Linked DNA regions of Homo sapiens: all the other regions are linked to region 1. The links are chromatin contacts, found by Hi-C or POLR2A ChIA-PET in ENCODE. All regions are on one chromosome and are shown on one strand. The core of a region is the stretch at or near the end of the contact, and the rest is flanking DNA. Distances in the headings are between cores, read along the strand shown.

Region 1 (4,281 bases), core at 558-3,057:
AATTGAGGAACAGGCAAATTTTCACATGACAGAATATAATAAAGTTTCCCTTTACAATACCCCAATCATTTTGCAACATTTTTTAAATGAAAAATTTTAAACATACAGAAACGTTTAAAGAATCTAACATTTGCATATGTACTCTTTCATTATGGGTAACACATTTAATTGTATTTTGTTCAGGGCTAGAGCACTGGAGGTTATACTTATTAAATCAATCGGACTGGCCGGATGCGGTGGCTCATGCCTGTAATACCAACACTTTGGGAGACTGAGGTGGGTGGAACACTTGAGCCCAGGAGCTCAAGACTAGCCTGAGCAACATGGCAAAACCCTGTCTCTACAAAAAATACAAAAGTTAGCCAGGCATAGTGACACAGGCCTGTAGTCCCAGCTACTTGGGGGGCTGAGGTGGGAGGATCGCTTCAGCCTGGGAGGTTGAGGCTACAGTGATCCACGACCATGCCACTGCCCTCCAGCCTGGGTGACAGAGCGAGACCCTGTCTCAAACAAAACAAAACAAAACAAAACAATCGGACAGATACATGTTTTATAACCCAGTCTTGGTGAATATAAAAATGTTCTATTTGCTACCTTAGGAATTTAGTATGATTTAGTATGCTTGATAGTATCTTTCTCTAGCTTTGAAAAAAAAAATCATGGGACAGGTACAGTGGCTCAGGGCTGTAATACCAACACTTTGGGAGGCTGAGGCAGGAGGATCGCTTGTGTCTAAGAGTTCCAGACCAGCCTGGGCAACATGGTGAGACCTTGTCTCTACAAAAAAATAAAAAAATAGTGGGTGTGGTGGTGGGCACCTGTAGTCCTAGCTACTGGGGAGACTGAGGTGGGAGGATCGCTTGAGCCCAGGAGGTTGAGTCTGCAGTGAGCCGTGATTGCGCCATTGCACTCAGCCTGGGTGACAGAGTGAGACTCTGTCTCAAAAGAAAAGAAATAAAAATCATGGAAGACATCTATTCTGTCTTGTAAAAATTTAAGGTATATGAAAAGAGTAGAGGAGGAGGAGGAGGGAGAAGGAAGAGAAATTATTTATTGGGATCCAATATGTGCCAAAGATAGTATTAGGCATCCTTGCATGTATTATTTCATTTGATCCACATGACTACCCTGTGAGATGTTATTCCCATTTTACACATAAGAAAACTGGCTAAGAGAAGTCAAGTAATTTGTCTGCGGCTGTGAATTCAATTTAAATTCACAGCTTAAACTCTTTTCACTACATCTGAATGCATCATTTTCAAGATCTTTTCTGGGCCTGGAGTAAGTTGACAGTATTTATGTAAAACATGTAATACTGTATCTGTATGTATGCTCCTCTTCCCCACGCTCATTCACATTTACCGTGATTAATACACATGTTAATAAAACCCTAGACTTAGAACTAGGATATAGAATCCAGTCGTTTAGGTACTTAATGTTTAGTTCTCTCCTCCAGAAAACAGGAATAATTACCGCCTTTTTTCCACTCCAAAGAATTGATGTGATAATTAGGGAGATAAGATTAGTTACTAGTCATAACAAGAATAAACTACAACTCCCAAAATGCCCAGAGGAAGAGGCTGACGCCAGTCCAGGAGACAGTTCCAGCTTTAGGGCAAAGGTGACCCCACTGGGTCCCGTGGCGAAAGAGAGAGCCGCCGGTCCTCGCCTTTTTTCTGATGCATCCAGGGATTTGTAGTTCCCTTACGGCCACCAAGTGCACTTAGGGCAGGCCTCTTACTACGAGTCCCGTGATGACCCGAGGCCGGGCAGCGCCTGCGTATTGAAGCCGAGGGAGCGTGCGGGCGGTACTACTGGCGGGAGGAGTAAAGATGGCGGCGCGAGGGTCTCCGCCCTCTGCTCCGGGCTGAAGCGCTCTGAGAGAGGCGGCAGCGGCAACTCGAGCCCCAACAGTAATTTAGTGTTGGTAGTTTTGGCAGCAGCTGCCGAGGCCGGAGCAATGGCGGAACTGGAGCACCTAGGAGGGAAGCGGGCAGAGTCGGCGCGAATGCGGCGGGCAGAGCAGCTTCGGCGCTGGCGGGGCTCGCTGACAGAGCAGGAGCCTGCGGAGCGACGAGGCGCGGGGCGGCAGCCGCTGACCAGGCGCGGGAGCCCCAGGGTCCGCTTCGAGGACGGTGCTGTCTTTCTGGCCGCCTGCTCTAGCGGGGACACCGACGAGGTGAGAAAGCTTCTGGCAAGAGGTGCTGATATCAACACGGTCAACGTGGACGGCTTGACAGCCCTGCACCAGGTAACTCCTTTCTTGGTCTTAGAGGCGTCCAGTCTCCTACAGATGAGCCTTTGACCCTGCGAGCCACCCCATGGGGAGTATCAGTGTTGCCGCCGACTCCTTCTGCATGGACACTGCCCTTTTGGGCTAATCGGTTTCATTCTTGGCCAGCTTCCTCCACTAATCAAGTCTTTTTCTGACCCCAGGGTCTTAGGAATAGCGTCACCCCGCTGCTTGGTCAGTGTTTGTATTTCCCTCCACCTACTTGTGTTGTCATGGTTACTGGTGATTTTTGTCCCTGGTCTTATCCCTGTAGATTAGTTATCTTCACTTATGTCTGGTTGGCGTGCCTGCACACCGCGTCACTCATAGGCACAGTGTCATTTGTTTGATGCCCTTTCAGAAAATTCAGTTGTTGTGTGTCCCCGTTATAGAATATCTTATATCACTTAAAGAGTAAAGCCCTTTACTGGGTAAAGACAAGCAGGTCTGAAACCACACCTCTTGTTTTGTTGATTTGTAGTACTTCAAAACAGTTTGTGTTGCCTCTAGGCTACAGCTCCTAGAACACGCTGGACCTCGTTGTTTTAGGTATCTTAACTTCCTTCTCAGCAGTGCTACCTCCCTGAGAGCTTCCTATGGAGAACTAAGTTACTGAATTACCTCTGTTTGATACTTATGGAATAGCTTTTCTATTTTTCTATTTTTTTTTCTAAAGTGCTCTATAGAAATCCCATGCCCCATGTATAGCTATACTATATGGATTGTGGATAATCTGTGCTTGGTAACGACACCTTTACTTCTGTCACCTAATGCAGCAATATTCTCTGTCTACTGACTGCCATGACTAACTACCCCTCTCTCCTCAAATGGAACTTCATCAGTTATTTTGGTGAGCTGAGAGCCGGACACCCACTCTTAATCTTTTGTATTTTTCTTCTTCTGCCGTCTGTGCAAAGTGAATGTATTGGCATGAGAATCTACTTCTAAATAATAACTCAACTTTATATCAGACCACTTCCCTAAATATATTTAGCCAATAGCTTAAAAAGTTACTTCTCACTATGTTTGCAACCCTTCTATTTCAGGTAGAAGAAACTCTTTCACCCTATTTTGTACCCATTTTTTTTTCCTGCTGATAATATTTCCCCACCTGAGGTAGTAACCAATATTTGTAGAGTGCTTTGCTGTTTGATTTCATATGTCTTACCCCATGTGAGTTTCAGCAGTGATCCTTTGAAGTAGGTGTGGCAGGTAGTGTTGTTATTCTCATTTTACAGATGAGGAAACTGAAGCTCAGGAAAATTATTTGTGCAAAGTTAGAAAGTAAAGAAGTGGCCCATAGGCATGGATTTTTCAGACTTATGTCACAGAGATCTCTATCTCACTTAATAAGGAGCTGAATGTAAAATGAGATAAAAGCTAAGAGAACCACATTAAATTCTAAACTTTAAATTTCTGAACTCTTTGGGAAGGTGAATTCTTGTTTTTCTTTTTCTTTTTCTTTTTTTTTTTTTGATTCAGAGTCTCGCTCTGTTGCCCAGGCTGGAGTGCAATGGCGAGATCTTGGCTCACTGCAACCTCTGCCTCTTGGTTTCAAGCGATTCTCCTGCCTCAGCCTCCCGAGTAGCTGGGATTACAGGCGCCTGCCACCACGCCTAGATAATATTTGTATTTTTAGTAGAGATGGGCTTTCACCATGATGACCAGGCTGGTCTCAAACTCCTGACCTCAGGAGATCCACCCTCCTTGGCCTCCCAAACTGCTGGGATTATAGGCATGAGCCGCTGTGCCTGGCCTAGTAATCTATTGAAATAAGAGAAGAAGGGGATGACAGCTATGGATTTTTTTTTAACATCTATAAATGCAATATAAGCATTCCTTTCCATTTATAGGGCTGACAAGGAGTTGAACTGAACAAGTATACTCGATTCTAGACAAATTCAGCTAAAAATTAAGCTGCTTAAAGATTTGAGGTCTGTTGAGAAACTGTATCTTTGAATCAAGACAACGGGCCTTTATTGGCTTCAGAACATTACAAGTCAGTTTCC
Region 2 (4,155 bases), core at 418-2,917, 470 kb before region 1:
GGGGGGCAGATTGTGAAGGATCCTTCAAGACCTGCTTCCTCTAGAGAATGGGAGACTACCCAAGATAACTAAACAGGGAAGTGATCAGGTTTTGTGTCTTAGAAAAGTGTTGCAGTGTTGATGCAAATGTGACTAGAAGGGTGACTTGGAACCTGGATTGAAGGGGTGGGAGATGGGAGAAAGGAATGCAGTCTGGCAGCAGCTACAGCAGTCCAGGTGGGAAAACCCAGAGCCTGAACTAAGGTTGTAACTAGAGGGGATAGGGTGGAAGAGCTGGATTAGAGATGTTGACAAGATAAAGTCAGTAGGACTTAAAGACTGACAAGTAAGGATTTTCCAAAAGTGAGAGCTGTGGAATGAATTGTCTTAAAATGTTGCAGTGAGTTCCTCCTCATCAATCCAAGTGCTCGATCAGAGGCTAGACCTTTAGTTAGCAGTCACGGGAAAATTCCCCATTCTCACGGGGATTTAGACTAGGTCTTAACCATACTTTACCAAGATTCCAGTAGCAAAGCACCCAAAAGTAATCGCAATAAAATTCCAATTTTTGTAGGCCGGGCATAGTGGCTCACACCTGTAATCCCAGCACTTTGGGAGGCCGAGGCAGGCGGACCACGACATCAAGAGTTCAAGAGCAGCCTGGCCAGCATGGTGAAACCCCGTCTCTACTAAAAATACAAAAAAATTAGCTGGGCATGGTGGCGCATGCCTATAATCCTAGCTACTCAGGCAGCTGAAGCAGGAGAATTGCTTGAACCCGGGAGGCAGAGGTTGCAGTGAGCCAAGATCATGCCACTACACTCCAGCCTGGGCGACAGAGCGACACTCTGCCTCAAAAAAAAAAAAAAACAAAAAAAAAAACAAGTTTTGTGAATTTAAGTTTCCCTAATGGATGGTACAGGTCAACATTTGCCATCTAATGACACTTACATTCCAGTTTTTTCCTTTTTTGAGTAACTGGGAAAAGGGTGGCATTACTGCTGGCTTCCTAAAATTGAAAAGTATACTAGGGTTTTTAAACCTGTGTAGAATACATGATATGGTAGCAAATGTGCTGTAGGAAGAAAAGCAATGAGGAACTACTGGCCTGACTAGGAGGCCTAGAAGTCCCTCCCAGGCTTGAGTTGTTCTGACTTGGCATGATTACATAGCTGCGGCAAGTGACGTTTCCTTCAAGCCTTGGTTCCCTCATCTGTAAAATAGGGAACTAATACCTACCTCACAGGATTGTAGTTAGAATTAAGGATGACTTCATTAAAGCACCTCTAGTGGTGGAAGATGTCCCATCCTATCCCCCACCCATAGCTGGGAGCTATGTTTGGCTCATTCTTCCTGACTCACTGGATTACACTGTGACTCAGTTCAATTTCACACATGCTGCTGCTAAATTAGGGTCTTGGTGAGCCTTTGGGAGGACAGCTCTGAGGAATGAATTGTAGCACTGCAGCCCTGCCTGAGGAACATGATAGAAACAGGTGGTAGGCCCAGCTCTTGCCTTCCACCTACTAAGCAGTTTTTCTGTGGTTAGCTGTGTGACATAAACTATCGGTGTATTAATTTGCTTTCACTAGATTCCCCCCCCCCCAACAACTTAGTCCAAGAACATACCTGAATTCTTTGCATTTCCTTGCCTTAGTTGCTTTTGTAGGGTGGACAGCAGGACTGCATGAGAATAGCTGTGCTTCTGGACCCTATGGTGAAAGCTCTAGTGAACTGCAATTAGGCCCAGGGTCCCGGAGGAAGAAGGGGAGAGAAAAAGGGGGGTAGTTTTCCAAAAGATAAGTAGGGGACAAAAAAGTCCACGGGGCCTATGAGCGGTGAGACTCCTGCCCTGATTGTGGCAAAGCACCTGGAGATGATAGAACTTCCTAGGGAAAAGGCTGCATGGAGTCCCCAGGGATGCTGGGCCCTGGTCACCAAGGCTCCCTGGGAAGGTCTCTTGTACCTGGGGCACACAGACCAACACTTCTGAATTTGCAAGCTTAAGAGCATGTATGAGCAGAACCTGTGCAGACCAAGGCTTAGAGGGCTCACCTCAATGTTTTGCACTGTGTGAGACCCCAGGACCTTTTCGTGATTCTGGAGAGGGGAACAAACCATAATAACAACAAACCAGGTAGCAGGATAGAGACTCATTCTCATCTATTTTGGTTAAAAGAAAATAAATGTATTTCTTCCACACCTGATTTTGTGATTGCAAATTCATAACTAATATCCCTCGTCAGCTCCGCTGACTCATCCCTGCCACAGGGAGGTTCACAGCAAGAGCACAGAAACTAGGGCCAGTGCCCGGTTGTGTGACCTTGAGTAAGTTCTTTTTCCCTTGAACAGGGAGAGAGACACAATGGATCAGAGTGTCTCTGCCAGTTCTAACTTGGGGATTCTAGTGGGTTGAACCGAACGGTAGTCCGTTTCCAAAAGAGGAAGCCAAGACCAGAGGGGGAGTGGTTCCTTCAAGTTTGCAGAACCAGTAAGTGGCAGAGCAGGACTCATATCTAGTTAGTGGTTCAGAGCATGGGCTCCGGAGCTAGACTGCCTGGATTTGAACCCTGGCTTTGCCACTTGCCTGTTGGGTGACTTTGGACAAGCTGCTTAAATTATGTCTCCATTTCCTAATCCACAGAACAAGTGTAATACTAGTTATCTGTTTCATGGAGTGATTGTGAGGATTAAATAAAGTTAATATAACACAAAGCACTTCGTAGTGCTGCCTCATAGTAAGTGTTAATGTTACCTATTATTAGTCTGATCCCAAGTCTAATGCAGTTGTCACCACCTAAACCTGCCTTTACAGAGCTGGCCTTTCTGAGAAACCCTGTGCCTCTGTAGATTCAACACTCCCATCTGTGCAGATGGCTAACAGCTAGGCTGAAAACAGAAACCTTAGGTTGGAAAGGGTCAGCTGGAGGGCTGAGGCCCATGGCCCCAAATCCTCCCCAGGAGAGAGAGTAGGTTCAGAAAGGAGAGAGCTATAAACAGAGCCTTCCTCCCTTGCCCTCAGATCCCAAAATAACACTTGTCTACCGCCATCCTGCCCAACTGGCAGAGTGGCAGGCTGAGTAAGGTGCCATTTAAAGATAACCTGGCCCTCACCATCTGCCCCACTGGCTGGGCTGGGCTCCTGAGGCCAGGCCTTGGCTGCCTGGGACTGCTGCTGCTCCCACAGCCACCCAGAGTGTGCCTGAGTAGGGGGCTGCTCACAGCTGCCATCCAAGCCAGCCTGGCTACACCCTCTTCTTTCCTGAGGCCCAGGCTGTCCTGGGCTCTCTACAAACAAGCAGAAGCCTGGCGTTCTGGGAGAGGCAATCCTACAAAGGCATTGGTAGAAAGTCCTTCTGGAGAAGAGTGCTCCATATATATATATATAAATGTATAGGATACTTGTGCAACTTTGTTACATGGAAGAGTACACCTTCTTACCAGTAGCTTGGCAGCAGTGAGGCTCATCCTCACTGTCCTTCACCCACCCTCCACTTGCTAGTCCCTCCCACCAAGAGGACAAACAGGAGACAGTCTTTCATTTACAGCAAGAAAGATTAAAGCTGGATGCCAAGAAAAGCATTCTGATTTAAGAGAGATGTTTGTTTATTCCGGGGCAGTGAGAGCCAAAAGACCTGGTTCCCCAACTAAGCCATGAGACTTGGCCAAGTCCTGGTGCTGTCCTAGGCCTTACTCTTCCTAGCTGTGGACTGCAAGGAGAATTAATGTGTCCAAGACCCTCCAGGAAGGATCTGACATTAAATCAGAGTAAAGAACTCAGGGTCCTATGGAGTGGGGGAATGTATAATTACCTGTCTGCAGGAGTTGGGTTGCCAGAGGCTGGGCAAGGAGGAATAGAAAAAAGGAGGGCAGAGTAATGTAGAGTGCATTCCTGGAGAGCACTGACTGACCAGAGGCAGGAATTAGGAAAGGAATGGAGTTTCCCTTATCTTGGAATGGTTCAACAAACCACTGGCCAGACAAAAGTGGAGGCAGGAGCCTCCACGGCCAAACAGCATGGGTGGGGTAGGACCAGGGTGGGATGGAGCCTCCAGGGCTCATGGCCCAGGAAAGTAAGGAAGGCCTCAGGAATGCCTGTGTTAGTCTGCTCTGATAGAGGAGCATGGAAGAGGTTGGGAGGAGCCCTGGGCTGGTCATTCAGCCCAGGAGTGAGGT
Region 3 (4,048 bases), core at 553-3,052, 340 kb before region 1:
CTCTGCGCAGGACTTTCTTAGTCCTCAGGCTATAGAGTTAAAGAAAGAAGTATCTGTAGAAGGTGGAGTCACCTTTTGTTTGAGTAACCGTTTCACCCACCCTGGCTGAGGGTGGCCAGGAACTCCCCAAGTTGTGCATTAATGGAGGGGGGTCACACAGATCCTACATTTTTTTGTTTTTGTTTTTTTTTTTTTGAGACGCAGTGATTACAGGTGTGAGCCACCGGATCCTACATTTCAAATGCATAAAAATCTAGATATGGGCTGGGCGCAGTAGCTCATGCCTGTAATCCCAGCACTTTGGGAGGCTGAGGCAGGCAGATCATGAGGTCAGGAGATCGAGTCCATCCTGGCTAACATGGTGAAACCCCGTCTCTACTAAAAATACAGAAAGCCGGGCATGGCAGCGGGCGCCTGTAATCCCAGCTACTCGGAAAGCTGAGGCAGGAGAATCGCTTGAACCCAGGAGTCAGAGGTTGCAGTGAGCAGAGATCACGCCACTGCACTCCAACCTGGGCGACAGAGCGAGACTCCACCTCAAAACAAAATAAACAAAATACTAGATCTGGAAGAGATCTTAGGGATTATTAAATTCAGACAACCTCATTTTTTATAGATGGGGAAACAAGCACAGACTCCAAGGGTCTCATCCAAGATCACACAGTTGCAGATGCTGGCTACAAGTCTCCTGCCTCAACCACCTGTATTACCCCATTCAGGGTCTCAAGAAGGGTCTATAAGACACTATCCATTGTGTTTCGGGCTGAGTCCATAGAGACAACCACAGACATGGGGGACTCTGCCCACAGGGAAGGCAAGGGCTCTGGCCATGGAGCTGGATGGGAAGACTCTGAAGCCCGAAGACATTGAATCCTGTGCAGGGAAAGAGCGAGGGTTTTGTGTACAACACACCTGCATACCTGGATGTGAATCTCAGCTCCACCCCTTCACCAACTCTGTGTGGCCTGGGCAAGCCATTCTAAGGGAACCCTCCACACTGCAACTTTCATGTCTATAAAATGGGAATAACCATGCATTCCTTACAGGACTTTTTTGGTGTGAGGATTAAATGAGAGAATATGTTGAAAAGTGCTTGGTAAATATATTAATACTATGCATTCCCTCTTCTTTGAATGACGTGACCCAGGTAGTCAGGCTTCTGACCACTAGAGGGCAGCAGAAGGTACTGGAAAACTGGGCCGAGTGAACCAGAGATTAGATGGGGTCCAGAGAGCAGGGATGAACTTACCCGTGTGGATTCTGGCAACTCCGGCAGGGAGGGCTCCAGCAGGCGCTGAGGGAAGAACTTTCAAGCAGAGCCGGGTCTCTTCAGGAGCGACTGCAGCAACCCTGATGCTTGGATGGAGTCCAGGCAGGTGATGGTAGTGAAGACCTTGCCAACAGAGTGGGCGCTGGAGAAGGAGCCCTTTAGTGGGGACCCTGGGGCCACGACTAGGCTGGCAGGCCCAGCCAGCACCAATTAATCCATGAGTATTGCCCAGCATTGAGCCTGGAGCACCTTCCAGCCCCTGGCCAGAGTCCTGGGTGTTCTGGGAAAAACCCCTAAACCTAGTAACTCCTCTCCCTACTAGGCCTCTTTGTTGCTGAATCTCTGGAATTTAGGGGCCAGCAGCTTTCTGACTCAGGTCAGCCAGGGGTTCATGTTCCCTCACTTGCCCTCCCCCTGCCTGGCCCATCTCTGGCCTGGCCCCTGGGAGGAATTTCCTGGGCCAGAGGGCAGCCGAAAGCACAGATGCCCACCCCAGCAACGTTCCCGCCACCTGCCCAGGCCAGTGCCCCGTGCCCAACCCCAGAGGGTGCGGGATGACAGACTCTGACAATCATTAAACCAGCCGGGCCTGATTTCCCAGCACTGCCTGCTAAGATCCGGGCCAAGTGGCACTGAATATGCAAATCACCTGGGGCCAGGAGCCCAGTCTAAAGGCCAGGAAATCCCCTCCATCCAATGAGACACCAGCTCAGGTTACTGCAGGGGACACACTATAAAGCCCTGAGCTCAGGGAGGAGCTCCCTCCAGGCTCTATTTAGAGCCGGGTAGGGGAGCGCAGCGGCCAGATACCTCAGCGCTACCTGGCGGAACTGGATTTCTCTCCCGCCTGCCGGCCTGCCTGCCACAGCCGGACTCCGCCACTCCGGTAGGATTCCCCGCCTGTCATTCCCTAGCCCAGCTCTTGGGAAACTGCAGAGGGGTCCAGAGGATTTGCAGTTCTGAACCTGCACACTCCAGTCTAGGATCTCCGAGCAAGAGCGTAGGTGTCCTGAGGGTCAAAGAACAGAGAGAGATTGTCTCTGGGAAGGCAGAATGGCCATGACGCCGCTAGTCTGGCTCCAGGGCCCCAGAGATCTGAGGAGGGAAGCCCAGCTGGAGGCTCCTGTGGTCCTGCCCTGGTCTGAGATCTTGGAGCCCTTCTTGAAGAGACGGTGTCCGCAGAGTTGCTGATCTTCCTGCCCCTGGGGGCTACTCTTGCCCAGGGTTGGGCAAAGCAGAGTAGCTGGGAGTGTAAGGAGAGGACCCTCGTCCCCTCACCAACCTCATCCTCTCTCCCCCTACCCACAGGTAGCCTCATGGCTGCAACCTGTGAGATTAGCAACATTTTTAGCAACTACTTCAGTGCGATGTACAGCTCGGAGGACTCCACCCTGGCCTCTGTTCCCCCTGCTGCCACCTTTGGGGCCGATGACTTGGTACTGACCCTGAGCAACCCCCAGATGTCATTGGAGGGTACAGGTGGGTCTCAGCGGGGTGGGATGGGGCACGGAGTGGGAGACAGATCCATCTAAGGGCCTGTTAGACAAATGGGGGAATAGGCAGGGAGGAGGGTCTCTAGGCAAATTCCAGGGCTAGAGGCTGAGACTTAGTGACTGAGGTGCTGGGGGTTGTGGGGCTGTGACAGGCAGAGGGAGGTGTCAGATACCAGGACAAGGGTGTTGTGAATGCTACCTCCTGCCCCTACTCTTGGGATGGCTCCAAGGGCTGAGGTGTGAATCCCCAGTGTGCTCCAGGAATGGGGCTGTGTGGGCTGGGAGTGGTGGCTCACGCCTGTAATCCCAGCACTTTGGGAGGCTGAGCTGAGCGGATCACCTGAGGTCAAGAGTTCGAGACCAGCCTAGCCAACATGGTGAAACCCCGTCTCTACTAAAAATACAAAAAAAAATTTATCCCAGCGTGGTGGTGGGCACCTATAATCCCAGCTACTGGGGAGGCTGACGCAGGAGTATCGCTTGAACCTGGGAGGTGGAGGTTGCTGTGAGCCGAGATTGTGCCATTGCACCCCAGCCTAGGTGACAGGAGTGAGACTCCATCTCAAAAAAAAAAAAAAAAATGGGGCTGTAAGGTCTGCTGGGTGGCCTGAGCTGAGCCTGTTTCCCTGCCTGGCCCTTGCAGAGAAGGCCAGCTGGTTGGGGGAACAGCCCCAGTTCTGGTCGAAGACGCAGGTTCTGGACTGGATCAGCTACCAAGTGGAGAAGAACAAGTACGACGCAAGCGCCATTGACTTCTCACGATGTGACATGGATGGCGCCACCCTCTGCAATTGTGCCCTTGAGGAGCTGCGTCTGGTCTTTGGGCCTCTGGGGGACCAACTCCATGCCCAGCTGCGAGACCTCAGTGAGTCCAGGCCCCTGGAGGCTGGGGAGCAGCTCCACATGTTGAGCTGAGTCGAGTTCAGTGTGGCCGTAGGCAGGCCCTGGAGCTCTGGGCCAGCTGCACAGCCAGAGAGAGCCCTTGAGGGAGGGATTAGGGGAGTGTGACCCTTCCTTCCTTCCTTGTCAGCTTCCAGCTCTTCTGATGAGCTCAGTTGGATCATTGAGCTGCTGGAGAAGGATGGCATGGCCTTCCAGGAGGCCCTAGACCCAGGGCCCTTTGGTGAGAACCCGTTTTCTCCTTCCTTCCCCAGCCTGTCTTGTCCCATCCCTGCCCCTCCACAGAGTGCTAGAGATGACCCCCTCCCCAGACTTCTTCCTCCCTCAATTAGAAAAATTGCAGCAGGTCATCAGACCCATGGGCAGCATCACCTGTCCTGGTCTG
Region 4 (4,162 bases), core at 630-3,129, 370 kb before region 1:
AGGTGGGCTGTGCCCACAGTGTCCCCTTTCTACAATCCTGAATTCTCTGAATTCCTGAATCTCTCCACTGTAAGTTATTACAGGCCATCTACAGGCCAGTTCTGAGGCAAACTAGACAGTGTGGGAGCCATGCAGGGAGGCGGAAGTGGAAATGAGGTTCCTGGTATTCCCAGGAAGAAGTAAGGCTATAAGGGGAAATAATATAATTCCTAAAATCTTTTTTTTTTTTTTTTTTGAGACAGGGTCTTTCTCTGTTGCCCCAGCTGGAGTGCAGTGGTATGATCATGGTTCACTGCAGCCTTGACCTCCTGGGCCCAAGCAATACCCCTACCTCATCCTCTGAGTAGCCAGGACCACAGGTGTGCATCACCACACCCAGCTAATTTTTTAAAATGTTTTTGTAGAGAGGGGGTCTCCCTCTGTTGCGTAGCCTCATCTTGAACTCCTGGGCTCAAGCGATCCTCCTGCCTCAGCTTCCCAAAGTGTTGGGATTACAGGCGTGAGCCACCACACCCAGCCTAAAATCTTTTACCCTTTAGCTAAGGATGACATCCTCTTCCTCTGTCAATATTTAACTAGAAGGATCAGGCTAGGCATCTCTTCGTTGTGCTCCCCAGCATCCTTTTCTTCCCGTATCAAGCGCAGCACGTGGAAGTGTCGTGACCTGTTTTCTTGTGCGTCTGCTAAAATGTGAGTTAGGCTATGAACACCATAGGAAGAGGAATTGTGCCGGACTTATTCAAACTGTACCCCAGGCACTTAGCTTAACAACTGGTGTCTAGCAGATACTCAGCAAAAGTGCATTGCATCGAAGACTGAATAATTTCAAGATAGGAGTATTCAACGTCTAATATGTACCAAGCGCTGTTCTCAATGCTACAGAAAAGCAGGTTTCTAAGGTTTCTGGAGTTAAACAAAAAACCCTGACATTGAACTTACATGGAATATTAAAGTCATTATCTACCATAAGCATTATTTCATGAAATAAAATAATTTCAACTCTACAAAACTAGGAAGCACAGAACGGAATACTATTTCCCTTAATGAAAAACTCCCTACATTGTTCTTTTTAAAAATCTCATTTCCTAGCTGAACGGTAAAAACATCATCATTGATTAGCTCCTATTCATAGAAGGCCCATTGCAACCCACTGGTACAGAAGAGAAACAAAGTATTCAGCGGAGAATACCCTAGCTCAATAAGCGGTACAATACAGTAAGGGAAATAGAAGTGACATGCGATGGACAGCCAGGCCTTAAATTGCGCGGTGCTGATTCCTGTCCCTTAACCCAACAATAGAAAGATAGGCGTGCCTGGAGTTGCTGGGGGACGAGGCTCGATCCAGTGTGAATTCCGTGAAGTTGTGCAGGGTTTCACTGTTTGCTGAGTGTGTTAGACAGGTTACCTGGTAGAGTTCTCACATTACTTCGTGAGATACACAGATATTATGACTCTATTATACTGGTGCAGAAAAAGGCTCGGGAAGATTCATGTTTCTTGTGCGACTTGCCCAAGGTGACACACAGTTCTAACAACTGGCCTATCGCAGGGTGTGAGATCTGGAACTCAGACCTTCCCAGCCAGGGCTCAGTCCACGCCACTGCCTAGATGAGGCAGCAGGAAGGGTCAGCAGAGAAGGGTGCCCCACCGGGACGACTGGAACACCTCAGTAGGATATGGGTGGGCAAACGTGGGCCACACGATCCCACCGGCCTCTTTTGTCCTAAGTCCCGAGGCACGGGTGCAGCTAGAAGAGTGGGCGGTAAAGCGCAGGGAGGGGATGCGGTCGGGAGCAGATTTCGGGGGCGGGGCCCGCGCGGCGGGGGCGGGCCCGCGGCGCTCGGGGCGGGGCTCCCCTCGGGTTCGCGGCCCGGCCGGTGAGCAACGGCTCTGCGGCCATGGCGAGCGGCGAGCATTCCCCCGGCAGCGGCGCGGCCCGGCGGCCGCTGCACTCCGCGCAGGCTGTGGACGTGGCCTCGGCCTCCAACTTCCGGGCCTTTGAGCTGCTGCACTTGCACCTGGACCTGCGGGCTGAGTTCGGGCCTCCAGGGCCCGGCGCAGGGAGCCGGGGGCTGAGCGGCACCGCGGTCCTGGACCTGCGCTGCCTGGAGCCCGAGGGCGCCGCCGAGCTGCGGCTGGACTCGCACCCGTGCCTGGAGGTGACGGCGGCGGCGCTGCGGCGGGAGCGGCCCGGCTCGGAGGAGCCGCCTGCGGAGCCCGTGAGCTTCTACACGCAGCCCTTCTCGCACTATGGCCAGGCCCTGTGCGTGTCCTTCCCGCAGCCCTGCCGCGCCGCCGAGCGCCTCCAGGTGCTGCTCACCTACCGCGTCGGGGAGGGACCCGGGGTGAGTGCGCCCCAGACTGCGCCCGCCGCTGCCTGCCTGCCCTTCCGGCCCCCAGCCGCCCTGCACCCTCACCTACCCCACCCGGGAGGAGGGACAGGGAGGACCCTTCCAGAGCGTCCCTAGAGGGGCCTACTCCCCGCGCGCCGCCTCTAGGCCTCCTCCCCTTGCTTCCTCTTTTCCTCCCGGGCTGCCTGGTTTCCTTCTGGACTTCCTCCAGCCACTGGGCGGTGCATCCTTCACCCTTTCCGTCCTTCCGCGTCTCCTCCCTGGCCCTGGAGGCTTGTCCAGATTGCGCCGCATTCCCGCTCATCGCACACTGCCGTTTCTAACATTTTCCGTGGCTTTCTAGATGACCTGTTGTTCATGCACTTCACTTAGTGCCCTCTTGGACTTTTGGGCCGAGGTACCTGATTATCAGCCACCTTATCTCTGCTTTATGGTGGCTCTAGAATTAGCCAGATGTTGATCTAGCTCTTTGTTCTGTGTTGCCTTCTAGTTCCACGGTTAAAGCTCTTATCTTTGTTTTTGTTTCCTCCTGTGAAGTCCTGGATTTGATTAACGAAAGAATTTGAGTAAAAGTGAGAACTGGAATTAGGGTGCTATAAGCATTATAATAATTTGGCCTTCTCACTGTTGGTTAACTCTTTAATTTTTTTTCGGGACGGGGCAAATATTGGAAATAAGAGGATGGAGTTATGTGGCTTATGTCTGTAAGAGTCAGAAAATCCTTCCTGGAGAGTCCTTAGGCTGTGGCTGCCAGTTATCTCTCAGGTAGAGTTGGTTGCAAGTTTCATAGTAAACTGCTTGCTTACAGTTTAATCTTTTATTTATTTATTTGAGGCAGAGTCTCACTCTCGTCCAGGCTGGAGTGCAGTGGCAAGATCTCGGCTCACTGCAACCTCTGCGTCGTGGGTTCGAGCGATTCTCGTACCTCACCCTCCCTAGTAGCTGGGACTACAGGCGTGCGCCACCACACCCGGCTAATTTTTGTATTGTTTAGTAGAGACAAAATTTCACCATTTTGGTCAGGCTGGTCTCGAACTCCTGACCTCGTGATCCGCCTGCCTCGGCGGCCTCCCAAAGTGCTGGGATTACAGGCGTGAGCCACTGCGCCCGGCCCACAGCTTGGTTTTATACATTAGGGAGACATGATACATCAGTCAGTATATGTAAGAAGTACATTGGTTGGGTCTGAAAAGGTGGGACAACTTGCAGCAAAGGCAGGAAGACTTGAAGCGGCTTCCGGATCACAGATAGGTGATACACAAATGGTTACATTCTTTTGAGTTTCTGATGAGCCTTTCCAAAGGAAGCAAATCAGATATGCATCCATCTCAGTGAGCAGAGTAGTGGCTTTGAATAGAATGGGAGGCAGGTGTGCCCTAAGCGGTTCCCAGGTTGAGTTTTCTTTAGTGATTTTGGGGGCCCAAGAGATTTTCCTTTCACAGCCTGATAACACCACTGCACTCCAGCCTGAGCAACAGAGTGCGACCCTGTTTTAACAACAACAACAAAAAAGCAAAGATGATGAGTAAGCAATTTTGGTGGAGGGGGGATGATGGCTAATATTTAATAAGATGAGCCAGGCACTAGTCTAAGTGCTTGACATAGGTTAAATGAGTTGTCTTTCCATAAGTGGTTAATATGGTGCGTGGTACATGGTAAGTAAGCTGTGTTAGCTCTTACTGCTAACTTTTGTATTTCTTTCTTTTTTTTTTTTTTTTTTTTTTTTTTTTTTTTTTTTGAGAAGGGATCAAAAAGCTCCCTACATTGTTCTTTTTAAAAATCTCGTTTCCAGGCTGGGTGTGGTGGCTCAC

Evidence for each region. Hi-C counts contacts between places; a loop is a spot of excess contacts on that map. ChIA-PET counts read pairs that join two places held with the same protein, here RNA polymerase II (POLR2A). Pooled maps may share reads with other maps.
Region 2: a loop to region 1 is called in a pooled map of gastrocnemius medialis, with 10 times the contacts of the local background. The contact joins the enhancer-like site here to the promoter of PPP1R12B in region 1. A Hi-C loop is called at or near these places in 4 of 50 pooled maps. POLR2A ChIA-PET finds 5 or more read pairs at or near these places in 3 of 52 experiments (H1, MCF 10A and activated CD4-positive, alpha-beta T cell).
Region 3: a map with no recorded cell type shows a loop between it and region 1 (2.9-fold over the local background). The contact joins the promoter of ELF3-AS1 here to the promoter of PPP1R12B in region 1. A Hi-C loop is called at or near these places in 1 of 37 single-sample maps with no recorded cell type and 1 of 50 pooled maps. POLR2A ChIA-PET finds 5 or more read pairs at or near these places in 1 of 52 experiments (activated CD8-positive, alpha-beta memory T cell).
Region 4: a map of B cell shows a loop between it and region 1 (6-fold over the local background). The contact joins the promoter of RNPEP here to the promoter of PPP1R12B in region 1. A Hi-C loop is called at or near these places in 1 of 168 maps with a recorded cell type or tissue (B cell), 1 of 37 single-sample maps with no recorded cell type and 8 of 50 pooled maps. POLR2A ChIA-PET finds 5 or more read pairs at or near these places in 2 of 52 experiments (Caco-2 and activated CD8-positive, alpha-beta memory T cell).

The regions. Positions count from the first base shown.
Region 1 is chr1:202,346,892-202,351,172 of GRCh38, forward strand. It overlaps PPP1R12B (protein phosphatase 1 regulatory subunit 12B), which reads left to right and starts at 1,808. Exons shown (of 24, transcript NM_002481.4): 1 at 1,808-2,251. The coding sequence starts at 1,961. RefSeq lists enhancers at 1,555-2,095, 1,767-2,076.
Region 2 is chr1:201,881,598-201,885,752 of GRCh38, forward strand. IPO9 (importin 9) reads left to right here. Exons shown (of 24, transcript NM_018085.5): 24 at 1-2,694. Among named protein-coding and RNA genes, the nearest start is that of SHISA4, 5.2 kb to the right of the region's middle. RefSeq lists enhancers at 710-1,209, 2,310-2,379. Within about 2 kb of position 1,668, at least 15 of the 41 ENCODE cell types and tissues checked have a DNase peak (open chromatin) inside an H3K27ac peak, as active enhancers do.
Region 3 is chr1:202,008,551-202,012,598 of GRCh38, forward strand. It overlaps ELF3-AS1 (ELF3 antisense RNA 1), which reads right to left and starts at 1,803. Exons shown (of 2, transcript NR_146472.1): 1 at 1,250-1,803. ELF3 (E74 like ETS transcription factor 3) reads left to right here and starts at 2,037. Exons shown (of 9, transcript NM_004433.5): 1 at 2,037-2,156; 2 at 2,579-2,749; 3 at 3,407-3,628; 4 at 3,794-3,886. The coding sequence starts at 2,587. RefSeq lists enhancers at 1-276, 2,003-2,936, 2,937-3,871.
Region 4 is chr1:201,980,769-201,984,930 of GRCh38, forward strand. It overlaps RNPEP (arginyl aminopeptidase), which reads left to right and starts at 1,880. Exons shown (of 11, transcript NM_020216.4): 1 at 1,880-2,345. The coding sequence starts at 1,899. RefSeq lists an enhancer at 1,516-1,575 and a silencer at 1,786-2,465.